Linked DNA regions of Homo sapiens: region 1 is linked to region 2. A link is a loop called in an ENCODE intact Hi-C map of the cell type or tissue named here. Cell type or tissue: heart left ventricle. All regions are shown on one strand. Links, peaks and the distances in the headings refer to the core of each region. The heading gives the core; the rest is flanking DNA. Region 1 has its middle 730 kb from the start of LINC00374. Region 2 holds the start of PCDH17 (protocadherin 17).

What was found. A loop is a pair of places that touch in the nucleus more often than their neighbours do. Peaks named below come from ENCODE experiments on the same cell type or tissue, not always from the same donor. Only the 100,000 strongest peaks of a DNase experiment are listed, where the experiment ranks them.
Region 1: a loop joins it to region 2, with 6 times the contacts of the local background. A loop is called at or near these places in 13 of 110 quality-filtered maps.

What each region holds. Positions count from the first base shown.
Region 1 is chr13:58,957,130-58,965,757 of GRCh38, reverse strand. No RefSeq gene overlaps it. Among named protein-coding and RNA genes, the nearest start is that of LINC00374, 730 kb to the right of the region's middle. In heart left ventricle, for the core only: a CTCF peak has its summit at 4,646 (motif pointing right); no DNase peak of the experiment used is centred there.
Region 2 is chr13:57,628,321-57,636,948 of GRCh38, reverse strand. PCDH17 (protocadherin 17) reads right to left here and starts at 5,205. Exons shown (of 4, transcript NM_001040429.3): 1 at 1,838-5,205. The coding sequence starts at 4,402. RefSeq lists enhancers at 4,019-4,698, 6,657-7,242. In heart left ventricle, for the core only: CTCF peaks have their summits at 2,251 and 3,341 (motif pointing left); DNase peaks (open chromatin) are centred at 1,978, 3,318, 4,618, 6,928 and 3 weaker places; H3K4me3 peaks cover 7,494 bases; H3K27ac peaks cover 4,731 bases; H3K27me3 peaks cover 3,153 bases.

The sequences.
Region 1 (8,628 bases), core at 137-8,136, 1.3 Mb before region 2:
TTTTTTTTAAATCTCAGGTTTGAATAAAATGACATTTTGAGAAATACTAAAAATGATTAAGTTCTGTTTTTTATTATAAACTCAGCAGTGGAGGTATCAAGGAATGGCTTGTGGGGTGTTGGATTCCCATTATCCCTGTTACTTCTCCCAAACCCATCCTAATAAAAAAGACAATGGATGTACTTGCCACAGAAACACAGCTTTCAGATAAATGTTCTAGTCCTAACTTCCGACCTCATTTCTAGAGCTTTCTATGCAGAAAATGTAAAGTCATTACTGAGCACAAGGCTACTTCTAACAGTGACACTCATATGAAGCAAAAGATAATGATGAGATTAGCCATCTGTAGAAATCGTCACCTAAATAATTTGGAATTACGCAGTTCTGATCAAAATCTAGGGCACACAGAAAGAAAGCAACTATGAGCCATGAATCCTTTGGAGGGCATCCTAGCAGCTGCAGAGCAAGCCTGCTTAGAAATTCAGGTGAGCCCAGTGTCTGCCTCCTCTGTTTTCGCAGTCTCTGGTTAGCACATAGCAGGTCATGTTAAAATGATTTCACATTTTATTTAATTTGAGAACAATAAACTTCTCAAAAGCACGAACCATCTTATTTAACTTTATACTTTAGGTGATACCTCATTGTTTAATGCCTAGCAGTTTGTCAGTGCCTTCTAGGCAGAAGGAAGCTTGTATGTGGGGGAAATAATAATAATTAAAATTTACTGATCTCTCTCTCTCTTTTTTTTTTTTTTTTTGAATTCGAGACAGAGTTTCACTCTTGTGGCCCAGGCTGGAGTGCAATGGCACGATCTCAGCTCACTGCAACCTCTGCCTCCCGGGTTCAAGAGATTCTCCTGTCTCAGCCTGCCGAGTAGCTGGGATTACAGATGTGTGCCACCACGCCCGGCTAATTTTTGTATTTTTGGTAGAGACGGGGTTTCACCATGTTGGTCAGGCTAGTCTCGAACTCCTGACCTCAGATGATCCACCCGCCTCGGCCTCCCAAAGTGCTGGGATTACAGGCATGAGCCACTGCACCTGGCCTACTGATCTCTTACGCTATATGTGTAAAGTTCCTGAGCTAAGTGTTTTCTTAAGTCTTATTTATTCCTCAACAACCTAACAATGTAGGTACTTTTGTTATCCACAGTGCTCAATCTCAGTGGTAGAACTGGGATCTGAACCTGAGACTCTGACTCCAGAACTCTAGTTTGAAAATTCCTGCTACTTCCTACATAATTAGGCTTCACAGTAATGGGAAACTCCCCTCTCTAGGACACAAATTATCAGACATTGAAGCCTACATAAGCTCCCTTGTGACAAATTCCTAATGATTATTATTCTGCCATTTGGGAAAAAAAAGGAATAAATCTATTTTACAACACGGTCCTTCCAAATTTATGTTCTTAAAGTTTTTTTCTTCAGAATGAGCATTTTCAATTTCTTCAACATCATTTTATATATCAAAGTAAGAATACAGTGTTGCTAAGATTGTTTAAAAAAATGATGTCATACACTTGCTCAGGAACTCATAGTAGATTTCAGAGTTTTTGTTTCTTTTTAAATGCAAACCCACTGGGCAGGCACTTTGGCTCATGCCTGTAATCCCAGCACTTTGGGAGGCTGAGGTGAGCACACAGCTTGAGGCCAGGAGTTCGAGACCAGCCTGGTCAACATGGTGAAAACCCGGTCTCTACCAAAAATAAAAATAAAAATAAAATGAAATAAAATGCAAACCCATCAATCTAGAATTTTAATTTCATTGCCCCTACTGTGCTTAAGCTTACAACAATTAACAAGGTTTTAATTTTTTAAAAAATGGATATCTCTTAGCTTAAAGAGTTATGAAAAATAGAATAAAATTGAATATTGAATATTAAAATTGAATATTTAGAAAATATGACACATTATATAAAATTCCTGTATTATTAATATTTTCTCAAAGTTGATTTATGCCATGCTTTTTGGATTTATGCTCTTGACTGTTGGTTTCTTAGTTTGTCCACTACAATTTTCCACTTTTTGATGTGGCATTTTTTTCTAAAACTGTTTCTATCGTTTCTTTCAAAAAATGAATTAAGCTACTGAGTGCAGAATGGATTCATTATTTTTTACAAGTATATGGAGGCTTAATTACCAAAAACATGACTCAGGGGATAATCTAAGTAGCCAAAACTATATGAGGAAGAAATAGGTTATTCCTTGAAACATGGTTGCCAAGTATGACCAAAACAAAACAAAACAAAAAACCAAGAAACAATGAACTTTTCACCTCACTACAGAATTGCTAACTGAGATTTGAAATCACCAATTTGTCACTGTTGTAATGGTAAGAACTCAAGTATTTCATGGTCTAATGTCTAGTTAAACCCTGTAGACATGACCTATTTTGTTAAAGTATCTTTGTTAACATAGGGTGCATTACGTATCTATCTTTTCCTTTTTAACAAAAAAGAGTTCAGTAAGATGCATTTGTTACTTTATGACAATTGAAATAATAGAGAACTTATGAGTGCATACCTTATGACAAATACATGGCCAGATTTGTCTTCTGTATTCAAGTCTATTGTATGCTCTACTAATATAATACTGCTTTCAACAGAAGTATGCATCATGGTTTAAATCTAATATGGCCCATTGGTTTAGCAGTATTTGACAACCCTTGATATTCCTCTGAAAGATTCCCCATGACACTGAATTAAGAAAGATGATATTTCTCAGATAGAGCAGTTTTTACTGTCTCATGCTTTATTTCTAATGGAATTAAAGATAACTCAAACAATTTGAAACTCAAAAAGCGTGTTCAGCTCTGAAGAACAAAAACCTCTAAGATAGTTTGCCCTAGCAATGTAAAGGAAGTTTCATGTTCACTGTTAACTTTAAATCTCTGCCAGCATTAGCGAGCAAATATTTCTGAGATCACTTCTTGTTCATTAAAATAGAGGGGAAAATAATATTTTAAATAATGTCAGATTTCAACCCTTCTTACGTATTTATTCATGCCTAGAATGGCTTTAATTATGGATCACTGGAAACAGATTGCTGCAAAGAAAATAAACTCAAGAACAATCAATGATAATGTATTACAACTTTCTAGGTGATTATAAAGCAGTTTTCTTGTTTAACATACTAATTCCTATAGGACACTTTCATTCTCAGAAGAATAATTTAATTTTTATATTACATGTTTTCAAATCTTCCCTTTTTTGCTTTACAATTTTCAGAAGAATGAGTCTTCTAAAGTGTGGCAATCATATTTTGGAATTCATCATATATGACAGGCGATGGTATGTGAATTGTTGCCTCAATTATATTGTGCCATTAAGGTAATTTTTTTTTCTCTAAACCTCATCAAAAAGGAGGCATAACAACTAGCTTTCCTCCCTGAAATAGCAAATGCTGACAAGCTGTTTAATAATTCAGATGGCTTTTTCCTGGATTGAGTTCATCTCTAAGCTTTAGTTTTATAGAAATGTTTAAATATGTTACCTCTAGTTCTTGCAATTTTATTCTAAAAAATATTTTGGAGTTCCTTTTATCATAAAACAGACTACTTTTGAATCTCATGCTAAGCAAGTCTGTTGCACCTCTGCTATTTTTACTTCACTCTGGATAGGTGCTTTTTCACAACATCCAAGGAATAGTCATCTCAGCTAGAATGGGGTAAAGCCTATTGTCATAAAGGAAAATATATCCTTAATATTTTCCCTTTGAGGTAAAGAATCTGTGTGGTTTATTTTCCTAAATGGGCCATAATTTTTTTCTGTAATTTTGACCAAACCATTTAACCTCTTTATTTCAATATTACTAATGTTGAGAATGATGCTTAGATAGAAAAAGCACAGGCAAAAAAAAAAGGGAAAATTTTTTAGCAAAACTAATATAGCAACTGATGGCGAAAAGTTTAGTGTTCCAGGCTGGGGCTTATTCATGAAAATTATCAAAACAGCAATTTCTTCATCTACAAGAAGGAAGTTAGCAGCATAATCTCAGGGTTTTATGAGTATTAACTGATACACGAATTGTAAAGCAAGACACCTGAAGTAGTTTCTCCATTTCTCTTTATTTCCCCTTAGTGTTTCTAAATTTTACCAATTTTCCATGTACAAGTGAAGTTTTTATTCTAACTCAAGATGGTAGTGACTTAAAAGTTAAAGTCTTTCTTCTCAGCTCACATTCTTACCTGGTAAATTCTAAATTTCAAGAAAGTCAGGGCTTTTTTTTTTTTAAGCAATGTTAATAAAAATTACTTTGTTTTCCATTTTTTTGATCTACTTAAATTTGGACAGAGAAACACAGTCTAAATGACATAGAACGTCCTTAATTTCAAAAGCTATTTAATAGTTTTTGATTAAAGTGACATTCCTAGAAATTTAAGTCAGGAGCAGAAGTAGGATATTAATACTCAGGAAGGCAAAGGTATTAAAGGAAGTGTTAGAAAGAATATTGAAAATTTAACTGGAAAAATTAAAAATCTAGAATATTTCAGAGAATCTGATAAGCTTACTCAACTTATATTGTATTTATCTTTGACTTCACATATCTTAAGCTATGCACTTTTGTCTTTTCAGTTTCCTTGCTGAAACAATTTTAAAAAGTGGTCACTTAAAAAAATAAAGAAGTATATATTAACATCAACCAGCCACAAGAGGGAAGTCTTGGCTATGTAAGAAGTAGTGTGCATATAGGGAGGGGTCCATTTTTTTTTCAAAAAAACAAAATAATTAAAAGCAAAAAAAGAGAAAATATATATCTTTTTTATATAGCACGATGCAAAACCTGCTAGAGAAAATCTTTTCTACTTCTAGCGTGCTATCAGACTTTTTACAAATATAGAATTATACTTATGTCATACACTCTCTTAAATCTTGAATCATTTGTTCTCTGTGAAATTCAATATAAATTGATTTTTTAAAAATATATACATATATTATTACCCATATATCTATATTTTATGCACATAATACAAATCATGAATGTAATTACGACTTAGTTCTCTGAGCTAAGTACATAGTGTGGTATCTAATAATTCTCGCTGTTGTTTATTAGCAGCATCTTTGGAATAAATTCTGACTATGTTTTATCCAGCTTGAGAATCATACATTTATAATGACGAGATTTAGAATTTCAGATATACATTTGTCAAGGAATAAATGAAAAGTATAAAGCATTTTTAAATAAGATCAGCTATTAAGCTATTTGGAAATTCATAGTGAAGAGAGACCTGAAATGGATATTGAGCTTTGTAATGACATATTTTAATTGAAAAGGTGTTTGGTGGGAAGTTTTGGATTATTTCTGTTTGCATTCATGATTGCTCATCAAATAATTAGCCTCACATGGTATAATTATACAATACAATTAATATATTATCTAAAGAATAGAATGCTCTGGCAATCTGTGGCAGAACAAGGAGCACAGAACTCTTAAATCTCAACTTTGGTTTTTGAGAACTTTATTAGTGACATATGCAACAGGTAGTCATTTTTGTTTAATATCTCTACTATTTCATCCTAAAAAGCATGCAATTTTGTGCATATTAAAAAGTATGCAATTTATTCATTGGTAAAATTCTGTGAAAATTTGATGTACTTGCATTCATATAGATAGAAAGAATATTATAAAGACATTTAGCGAGTACAGAACACACGTGAATTAGCCTGTTTCTTTCCATATTTATCTCTATACCTATTTAAGTTTGTGTGCTTTGAAGTTACAGTCATTTTGAATATATACTTTAACATAATTTATTTTCTTTAACTATTTAGGGAAAATTTGTCCTTAGTCTAATTTCTAAGTTGGTTAGTGATATGGTAACCCAAAGTAATAAATGGTGCGACTTTGGTTAGATTTAACCTCATTTCTAGGGCATTTCTATGCTCTAAAATGAAAATCCTAAGATTAGTTTACTTAAATATTGGGTTAAATTATACCTTTTATAGTATAATTATATATAACATTGAACAAAGTATACTAATCCCACATGCTTAAGTAAGTCCTATTCTAACTAAAATATTATCTAATATTCATATTGTTTGGATTTGTCACGTGAATAATTTAATAAACTGTGAAGTGTGTATGTTTTATTGGTATGAAACTCATCACTTCCTAGTTTGAAGGGAGCCTGTTCTGTCTTAATTATTTTGTTGTTGTCTTGAGCATACAATTAGCAATTGCCCATGTTCAGAAGAACTTTCAATGGCAGGACAGACAGAATCTGTTATGTTTTCCTTCCACTTGGATAAATCACTTACAAATACTCCCATTGTAATTAGACATTTATTTTACAGTGCAAAATCTATATGGGAATGATTATCTTTTTTTTTTTTTTTTTTGAGACGGAGTCTCGCTCTGTCGCCCAGGCTGGAGTGCAGTGGCTCGATCTCGGCTCACTGCAAGCTCCGCCTCCTGGATTCATGCCATTCTCCTGCCTCAGCCTCTCGAGTAGCTGGGGATTACAGGAGCCGGGAATCATTCTTAACGTGTCTCTGAAGTTCATTTTTATCATCAATGTAGAAGTACAGAAGTAAAGAAAAACAATTAGAAAAGATATTGCATGTTTAAACATAGTTATAAAGGGCCTGGCAGAGAAAAATGCTTTTATGAAAGCTTAGTTTTGTTTTAACGTGGGGCCAGGTATCAATTCACATATAGTACGTGTTTTTTTGTTTTAGGCCTTCAAAATTAGGCTTGAGCTCTATTTAATGGCATGGCAGGATGCTGTATTAATATAAGAAGTATTATTGTCATACTACTGATATAGATGTTAAGGTGAGCAGAAAGTTAGCTCCCAGACTATGGTTACATAAAGAATTAGTGAACAGAATGAAGGTGGTTTAATTCCCAAATCACTATTCCAATTACTAAGGATTAATACAGTCTTATTTTCTCTTTGTTCTATGGGTGTACTGCATGAATGTGCATTTGCTGAGGAGAACTTAAGTTACTCTGAGAGAAATGTGTGCTTCTTTATCAAACAAAAATCAAAGCTTCCTTCTTCAGTGTCATACTGAGAGGTGACTGTGCTGGCAGTCCTCAGAGCCCTCGCTCGCTCTCGGCACCTCCTCTGCCTGGGCTCCCACTTTGGCAGCACTTGAGGAGCCCTTCAGCCCACCGCTGCACTATAGGAGCCCCTTTCTGGGCTGGCCAAGGCCAGAGCCGGCTCCCTCAGCTTGCAGGGAGGTGTGGAAGGAGAGGCGCGAGTGGGAACTGGGGCTGTGCTGGGCGCTTGCGGGCCAGCTGGAGTTCTGGGTGGGCGTGGGCTTGGCGGGCCCTGCACTGGGAGCAGCCGGCCAGCCCTGCCGGACCCAGGCAATGAGGGGCTTAGCACCTGGGCCAGCGGCTGCGGAGGGTGTACTGGGTCCCCCAACAGTGCCAGCCCATCGGCGCTGCTCTCGATTTCTCACCGGGTCTTAGCTGCCTTCCCACGGGGCAGGGCTCGGGACCTGCAGCCCGCCATGCCTGAGCCTCCCACCCACTCCATGGGCTCCTGTGCGGCCAGAGCCTCCCCGACAAGCGCCACCGCCTGCTCCACAGCGCCCAGTCCCATCGACCACCCAAGGGCTGAGGAGTGCGGGCGCATGGCCTGGGACTGGCAGGCAGCTCCACCTGCAGCCCCGGTACGGGATCCACTGGGTGAAGCCAGCTGGGCTCCTGAGTCTCGTGGGTACCTTGGAGAACCTTTATGTCTAGCTCAGGGATTGTAAATACACCAATCAGCACCCTGTGTGTAGCTCAGGGTTTGTGAATGCACCAATCGACACTCTGTATCTAGCTACTCTGGTGGGACCTTGGAGAACCTTTATGTCTAGCTCAGGGTTTGTGAATGCACCAATCCACACTGTATCTAGCTACTCTGGTGGGGCCTTGGAGAACCTTTGTGTGGACACGCTGTATCTAGCTAATCTGGTGGGGAGGAGGAGAACCTTTGTGTCTAGCTCAGGGATTGTAAAGGCACCAATCAGCGCCCTGTCAAAACAGACCACTGGGCTCTAGCAATCAGGAGGATGTGGGTGGGAACAGATAAGAGAATAAAAGCAGGCTGCCCGAGCCAGCAGTGGCAACCCGCTCCGGTCCCCTTCCACACTGTGGAAGCTTTGTTCTTTTGCTCTTTGCAATAAATCTTGCTACTGCTCACTCTTTGGGGCCACGCTGCTTTTATGAGCTGTAACACTCACCGCGAAGGCCCGCAGCTTCACTCCTGAAGCCAGCGAGACCACGAGCCCACCGGGAGGAACGAACAACTCCAGACGCACTGCCTTAAGAGCTGTAACACTCACTGGGAAGGTCGGCAGCTTCACTCATGAGCCAGCGAGACCACGAACCCACCAGAAGGAAGAAACTCCAAACACATCCAAACATCAGAAGGAACAAACTCCAGACACGCCACCTTAAGAGCTCTAACACTCACCGTGAGGGTCCGCGGCTTCATTCTTGAAGTCAGTGAGACCAAGAACCCACCAATTCTGGACACAGTATGATGTATATTTTAATATTGTATATCAGCATTTTCCCAATTTTATTATAAGACCAATGATTATTTTAGTTTAAATAGAAACTAATGGTTATCTATCAACACATTTGGTATAGCATGGGACAAACTTTTTAATTACCATCTATGAACTGA
Region 2 (8,628 bases), core at 235-8,234:
TCTAACAAAGGAATCAGGCTTGTTGAAAATTCTGCACCACCTTCATTTTTACTGGAAACTAAATGAAAATTCAACTCACAGCACTTTAAATGGAAGACTAAGCATTAACCCTCTGTGACATCTTTGTAATTCTCAATGGTAAAAATATAAGAAAGGTATTTAACATATGTGTATTTATAAAATGACTGTAGCAAATCTTTAAATATGTGTTTTAATATTTCCTTCTAAATACGTATTGATTATCATAAATACCAGTTTTACACAGTCACAGAAATACTTTCATAGAAACCACATTTTTTTAAAGTGGAGAATTTCTTTTTCAGTTTTATATAGACCTTAAAAAATTATGATTACTGATGTATAGTAAACACTATTAGAAGTGAGATTTAATACTACAATTGATATTTTAATATTTAGTAGTGTCAAGTGTGAGATTGTTTTACAAGGACATTATACTATTATAGGAAAATATATTTTGCTAAGTATTAGTATTTGGTATACTTATTATGTTAGAAAGAATAAGATTATGAAATATTACTGCTCCATTTTAACAATAAAAACATTATTGAGTCCAGTGTCATCAAAAGTTATTTGCTTTTCAAAGCATAACATTATGAACAAATTATTTCCACTTGCCCCAAACTAATCTTCCTCTTGCGGTGTCACTTTCAGTTAAGCTCAATTTTGAATTCCACATACTGCTCATCCAGAGTAATTTGTTGCAACATACAATTATAATAAGCAAGAATGAAGTTTTTCTGTGACACAACTCAATAGTAGGTAAAAGAAACAAGACAATGACTAGACATGGTATAGTCACCTGCTGCTGTTAGAATCTATGTCCAAGCTGGGTCAGTCATTTAGTTTTGTGGTATTATCAATAACTTTGAAGCATACTATCTTATATATATTAAATATCACTTAGATATACTTAATATACACACTATGCAAACTAAATGCATCATGAATTCATTTTGGCACATCAAGTGCCTTCAGTGTAACTTTGCCTCCTTTTTTCAGTAGCGCAAAATGAGCCTCTGGTCCTCTGCTGTATTCCTTTCATTCCTCAGTGACTCCAAGAAACAGATCACGGTAACCACAGGACAAAACAAATACAAACTTTTCATAGATAGTTACTAGTCATTATGCAGAGCCTGCATGTATTCAAACTTTTCAAAGTGCTTCAGAGTATAACTCACATTTGAAAAGCTTAAGCTGTATTAATGCATTATGCTGCAGTTTTACCATAATGTAATGATGAAGAATAAGTGAGATTCATGTTCTTTAAAGCACCTTTAAAATATAAAGCTGACTTTTTAAGGATGAAAAGTTAGTTCAAATTGAATGAACTCTGAAATTCTGACTGGTTGTTATTCTGTACTTAAAGAAGTTAACTTCTTAATAGTTGGGTATAAGTTCCTTTCATTTTTGGCATCATTTAAAAAAACAGAATAAAAATATTTTCAAGACAATTAACTAAAACATTTTTTTCTGCTCTGGGAATTCCTTTTTATGAAAAGAAATGTAAACCAACAAATAAAAGTAAGTAAAATAAGCTATTATTATTGAACACTGCTAACATTTTTAAACCTATAAAAATAAATTTTAAAATGAAACAGTAAGATATTTACGTTTGGTAGAGTTTAGACTATTTACATGGGAGGGGTTATATGTAGAATATGATGTATACACAGTGTCAAAAGTGTAAACCGTTTTCATTTAATTATTTTTCCCCCTCACTGCTGCTGGCAGAGTGGCTTGCCCTGTTCCAAAGGTTTCAGGACAGCTCCAAAACCAGCAATAAAGTGAACTCCCAGTTATGCTAAAAGTCTCCTACCTGAATTATGGACATCCGAGTGGCAGGGGTCTCGCTTGCATTAGTCCCTTGTCCGGTGAAGCTGGTGTGGCAGCCCGCGTGCCCCTGAGGGACAGTCAGGTTGTTGGAGGCCGGTTTGAGATACATCACCTCCGACCGGGGCGAGCTGAGGGGCAGGCGGGTCTGGTAGTCGAAGTACATGGGGGAGGTGGCCAGGGAGGGGCTGCTCACCACGTTCATGACGTTCATGGCGTTCCTCTCCTCCACTTCGCTCTGCACCAGCATGATATCATTTTTGTTGATCTTCTTCTTCTTGCCCTTGCCCCCACCCAGCTGCGGGTGGCTGTACTCGGCGATGCGGCAGTTGTAAGTGCGGATCTCCTTGTTCTCGCGCTTGCACTTGACGGCGATGGTGATCATGGCCGCTAGGAGGATGATGGAGATAGTGCTCAGAGTCACGATGAGCGGCAGCGACATGTCCCAGTGGTGCTGCTCGCCATTCACCCGTGGTACCCCCTCGGGAAGGGATCCGCTCACCGAGCGGATGATGAGCTTGGCCACTGCGGACAGGGTAGGCTTGCCGTGGTCGGTCACCTTCACCACCAGCTCCACCACGGGCGTCACGTCCTCCCAGAAAGGGTGCAGCGTGCGGATCTCGCCGCTGGACGGGTCGATCTCAAACAGGTGGTCGTCGTTGCCGTCCACGATCTCGTAGGTGAGACGCCCGCTCTCGCCGAAGTCGCTGTCTAGGGCGCGCACAGTGCTCACCAGATAGCCCAGGCCAGCGTTGCGCGGCACCTGCAGCTCCGCGGTGTCGTTCTGCAGCGTGGGGAGCACGATCACTGGCGCGTTGTCATTCACGTCTAGCACTGTCACCCTCACCGTGGCGTTGCTCTCCAAGTGCGCGGGCGCCCCCGAGTCCTTAGCAAGCACCTTGAACTCAAAAGCCTTGGTCTGCTCGAAGTTAAAGGAGCGCAGGGCGTAGATGGCCCCGTTCGTGGGATTCACAGACACATAGGTGTAGATAGACACGTCGCCGATGTGCGAGGGCAGGATAGAGTAGGATACGGTGCCGTTCTGGCCCAGGTCGGGATCCTGGGCGAGCACAGAGCCCAGGTACTCTCCCGGGATGTTGTTCTCGTGCACCTGAAGCACGTAGAGCCCTTTGGTGAACCGAGGCGGGTTGTCGTTCTCGTCTAGAATCTTGATCGCGAACGACTTGGTGGAGTTGAGGGGAGGAGAGCCCCCGTCCCGCGCCACGATGGTCACGTTGTACTCGTCTTGTGTCTCGCGGTCCAGCGGGCGGTCAGTCACCACCGTGTAGAAGTTGTCGTAGTTCTCCTCAAGCTTGAAGGGGACGGAACCCCCGGGCCCGCCCAGGCCCCCGCCGCCGCCCGTCCCTCCTCCGCCTAGGACCCGACACTGCAGCTGTCCGTTCTTGCCAGAGTCCCGGTCAGTGACCCGCACCAGGGCGATGACGGTGCCGGGAGGGGCGGCCTCGCTCAGCGCCCCCTGGCGCACGGAGACGAAACCGATGGACGGCGCATTGTCGTTGCGGTCGATGAGCTTGACCGTGACTTTGCAGTGGGCTGGGATAGGGTTAGGCCCCAGGTCTCGGGCCTGCACGTCAATCTCCAGCATCCCGTTTTCCTCATAGTCCAGATTGCCCTTCACACGGATTAGGCCGGTCTTGGGGTCGATGGAGAAGAGCTCCCGCACGCGGTCAGGCACGTAGCTGCTGAAAGAGTAGAGCACTTCACCATTGGGACCTTCATCGGCGTCGGTGGCGTTCAGATCGATGACCACTGTACCCAGCGGAGCGTTCTCGGGCAGTTCCACCAAGTAGGATGGCGCCTCGAAGACCGGGCTGTTGTCGTTGGAGTCAATCACCTTCACGTTGATCTGTACGGTGGCGGAACGTGGAGGCTCGCCACCGTCCAGGGCAGTCAGCACGAGCGTATGGTGATTCTGTTGCTCGCGGTCCAGAGCCTTCTGGATGACCAGTTCTGGGAACTTGGTGCCGTCGCCGCGGGACTTAACGTCCAGTCCAAAGAGGCCGTGATCGTCGCGCGTGAGCAGGTAGGTGCGGAGCCCATTCTCGCCGGCGTCGGGGTCATGTGCGCTGGTGAGGGGGAAGCGGGTGCCCGGAGCAGCGTTCTCCGAGATGTCCATTTCGATCTGGTCCGAGGAGAAGGAGGGCGCGTTGTCGTTGATGTCCTGGATCTCTACCTTGATCATGCAGATCTCCTTGTCGTTGGCGAACACCTCGAGGGACAGCTGGCACTTGGCATTGTGGCGGCACAGGGACTCGCGGTCGATGCGCTGCTTGGTGTAGAGGAGCCCGCTGTCTGCGTCCACGTCCAGCAGGTGCGGTGCGGAGTTCTCCAGCACCCGGTAGCTACCCGACTTGCTGCGCCCTCCGCCGCCGCGCTCTGCAGGCGGAAGCCCAGGCTGCAGTCGAGCATCCCTGCCGATGTTCCCGATCACCGTGCCGGCCCCTTGCTCCTCCGGCACGGAGTAGTTGAGGTTCTTGAGAGTGAGGGCAGGGGCCCATAGAAGAAAGCAGCAACAGATGGAAAGGTACATCCCAGACCTGTAAGGTGGGGGCAGGAGCAATCGGACTGGAGGAGCCAGAGAGGGAGTGCGCGCCAGCCTGGGGCCCTGGCGCAGCGTGCGCGCGCGACGCGAGCCACAAGTCTATGGGTCCTTTTTTCCCTCTGCACCCGAGCTGCGGCACCCGGTGGTCTCTCCTTATTCTGCTCAAGTTCCCTGAACCTGTTGATCTACAGCATCCGCACTGGGTGAGAAGCTGCGGTGCAGCAGAGCTGCAGGGGCTTGGAGCAAGGCGGTGGCTTCCTGCGGCTGGGGGTGAGCCAGGGGTTTCGTCTCTCCCGCCCGGACTTCGGGAGGCTCAAACTTGAGCGATGAGGCAGGCGATAAGAAGGAAATCTCGTCTGGGAGAGATGATAATGAGCTAAAGAATCAGTAGGTTTTCCTCGCTCCCGCTAGGGTGCTGCAAATCTACTCCCGCCCGGAGACTCCGGAATACTCTTCACATCGAGTGGGGGAGGGAGCAGGGAGGTGTGTCTCTAGGCAGATCCGAAAGTGAAATTCTTACTTGCTGCTCGCCTCCCGTGATGAAATTGATGGGGATGAAGAGCAACGAAGACAGAGTCACAGATATATTTTGAAGCTTCCCCAGCGCACCGTGAAATGTCTGCTTGCTGCGCGGGCCGGTCTGTTTTCAGGCAGTGTTTTGCTGCATTTAGAGATCTAATCTTGCATTGCTGGCTGAGGCAGCGGCGGCGGCGGACTGCATCTACCAGCCAAGCGTATTTTTTTTTTCCTCTCTCTCCTTTCCGAGCAGCCAAAGGGAGGGGAGGAAATGCAGCGTAAAGAACTAGTGTCCCGATTTGTAGTTTCCTCTCCCCACCAGGCTCCTCCCTCTCTTCCTCGGAAAAGGCTCTCCCCCGAAATCAAGAAAGCCACAGCCTGATCAGCATTTGCTGTGTGAGTCTATTGGGAGGGGGGAAGTAGAGAGATAAATCTTCGCCTCTGTTCGTAGAACACACTCTCTGATTTCTCTACGCCAAGCCAGTAGCCTCCGCTACCATCCCATCCTCTCCCCGCGAGCAAGGACTTCTCTCCAAGCAGTTTAATTCCAGTTTGCTTTTCTTCCCAGGCGAAGGGAAATCAACAGGCAACTCATGGTTGGACGTGCACATTTAAAGGAGGAGGGGGGAGGCCGAATAAAAAGGAAGGGGGAGCCTCCCTCCCAGTCCTTGCACACACACTCTCCCTGTCTCTCGCTAGAAGGGAAACAGTCTCTGCATTCACAGGGCTGGGCTGTCAAGTGCCTCTTTTCTTTCTATTCAGCATCTCCTTCCAATAGCCCTGCCTCCCAGTCCTCTTCATCTAGAAAAGAAAACCTTGGCGAGGAATAAAAGTGATGAATATTTGAAGCAAATAAAGTACGTGTTTTTTTTTTTCCTTCAATTTTCTCTTATAGTAGGAGGAGTGGGCTGGATGAAAGCAACACATCAAGGTTTGGCGTGATGCATTCTGCAGTCTCTCTTTCAGTTTTTCTGGGCGACTCAGGGAGGGCAGGGGGTGCAGAGCTGCGGCCGCGGCGGTCCAGCCAGGGGCTCCTACCCCGGGGAGCTCCCTCCGAGGGGATGTTAGACACAGGTCTGTCTACACATTATTTCGGGTTCTGGAGGCGCCTCGACATACGGGAATGACACATCCAGAAATGCAGGTGTTCCGATCTGCCGGATGAGTCAGAAGCAGCGGAACGAATCGTATTCACTCTCGCCTCATGGTCCTCCCTTCACAGACATTAGTTGCGGCTTCTTCCTAACGCTTTCTCTGACTCAGTCTATAGAAAGAAAAACCAGATTCATGTTTTTGGGGAAAAAGAAAATGCAAGAGAAAAGGATGGAGGGAAGAAGGTGAAGCTGAATCTAGCAGCACTTTTACTCTACCTCTTTCTGCCGGAGTCCGAGGTTCTGGAAAACAAGGCGTCTGCTTTGCTAGGTGTATTGGTTTATTTATTTTGTTTATTTTTTTTAAACCTTTCCTCTTGGTTAGGCGAGAGGTACCCCGAAATTTTTCAGAGTCTTGGAAAAGGAAAAACAAAATCAGGTTTCCAGTAATTGTTCCCAGCTTAGCCTCGCATCATAGTTCAAGATTTTCCTCTCAATTTTTTCTATTCACAAAGTCCAACATCGATGTGTACAGTTAATTGTGCAGTCTGTTGTGGAGGTTTTTTTTTTTTTTAATTCCTCCTTTTCTGTCACGGGTGGTCTCTTTCAGTCTGGTGTCTGCCGGGATCACCCCACAGTCTGAGAAAGATATGCGGATTTCAAAGCAAATAAATCCATCTCCGCAAGCAAAGCAGCGGATGAAAGGAAAGGTGAAAATTCAATTCAACAGTTGGAGTAGCGTCTCCCCAGCCGCCTTCCGCCGCTGCCGCATCCGCCGGGCTCGCGATCCCTGCTCTCTCCCCAGCGTCTCTTGCTGACTGACTCTATTCACCTCACGCCGCCGCTTAAACATTGATACTGATTCCCTGTCAGCCAATCCGAGCGAGGAGCAAGGCCCTGCCTTCTCGGCCCGCGTCCAATGGGAGGCGGAGAAGAGGATGGCGGGGGCGGGGCCAGGAGCCCCGGCTCTTCGGAGTCATTGATTAGATCAGTTAGATGGGGAACCAGTCCGGCTAGCGGAGCCCAGCGCTCCGCCAAAGCGGACGCGCCCCAGGATTCGCCACCAGGTCTCCCGGGCCTTTAACCACCGGGAGTAGCTCTTCCAGCGCCTTCCTTCGGAAAAGAGAATTTACAAAAAAAAGTTTAACAGCGATTTAATTTTTTTGTGGTCCTACATACACGGAATCGGGAATCGCAGTATGCTTGCAGAATAACGTAGCTGCGGTCTGCCTAAAGGGTTTCTCTACACACACTCTCACACACGCACGCACACACGCCCTCGCCGCACACACGCCCATGCCAAGGGAAGCGCAGCCCTGACTCCGCGTGGACCCATCTGAATGAGGTGCGGAGGAGTGTACGTGGGTGTGTGTGAATGCGCTTCCACGGGCTGAGATGTGTATTTCGGTGAGTGTGTGTGAATTCGAGGGCGCTCGTGAGCCCGTTTCTGCCCGCGCTGGTACGAACATGCCGCGAGCAACAGCAATCAATATGTAACTTTCTTCATCCTCTGAGAAAAATCAGCTGTCCTCAGGCACCTATGCAAGGAAAGTCACTTAATTATGAAAGTGTTTCAGAAGAAAAGCAGACTCCCGTTGAAAGAGAGGCTATGTCTCTTAAGAGAAATAGAGCCTCTCCTTTAAGGAGAAAGGCTCACTGTCAATACAAGCTTTGTAAACTCAAATCCGGCTAAATACTACTTAAGGTTCTACCCCTTTTGGTCATCCTTCCTCACCATCTCAGCCCAGGTTCAAGGTAAAGTGGATACCCACCCCCCAACCCCCGACACACACACACACACACACACACACACACACACTAGTTTCGGTGTTTTGTTCACCTCCATTCTTGTTATTAAAGTGTCACATTGCAATTTGATTTTTTCTCCTTAAGATCAAATAGCCATTGATAACCGCATTTGCTAAAGATCCATGAAAACAAAAGTATAAAACACGAAGGCCAATCATTAGGAGATCTAAGATTTCTGTTTTGTAAGCCATAACACACACACACATATATACACACACACACACACCACCACCACACACCACATACACAAGCACACATACACAGGCCGACTTCTGATTCATCTATTTATTCTCCAACTTCATTTACTAATCTCAGAGAGGTTTTTTTCCCTAAATATTATCACAAACATCTGCAACTGGAGACTGGTTTGCTCGTGATCCAGCCGTTCTGAGAAAGAGTTAAGAACAAAAAAGAAAATTGAAGTATTGAAATAGAAAAGGTGAGTGTTTGATTGCTAGAGTATTGATCGCAATTCATAAATACTGAAGTTGCCATTTATAAATTGTGAATGACTAACATACAAGTGTGTAACATGAATCATTCAGCCTTCAAAGAAAATCAAATCCAAACAAATTACAAGATAGTTCTGAAGATTTTTATTGGGATAATTGCTTAAAGATTCAGGTATAGGAGCTGTTTCCTGGAGTATTCAATGAGATAACCTATAGTCTGAATTTGCAGTCTGATCTGTATCAAAAATTCGCCATTCCCTTAAGAGACTCTGACAGTTTAAAAACTCAAAGAGAAGCTGTTTACAGCCAGACTTTTAAATCCTAAAGTGTCTTTGTATTTTCTAAA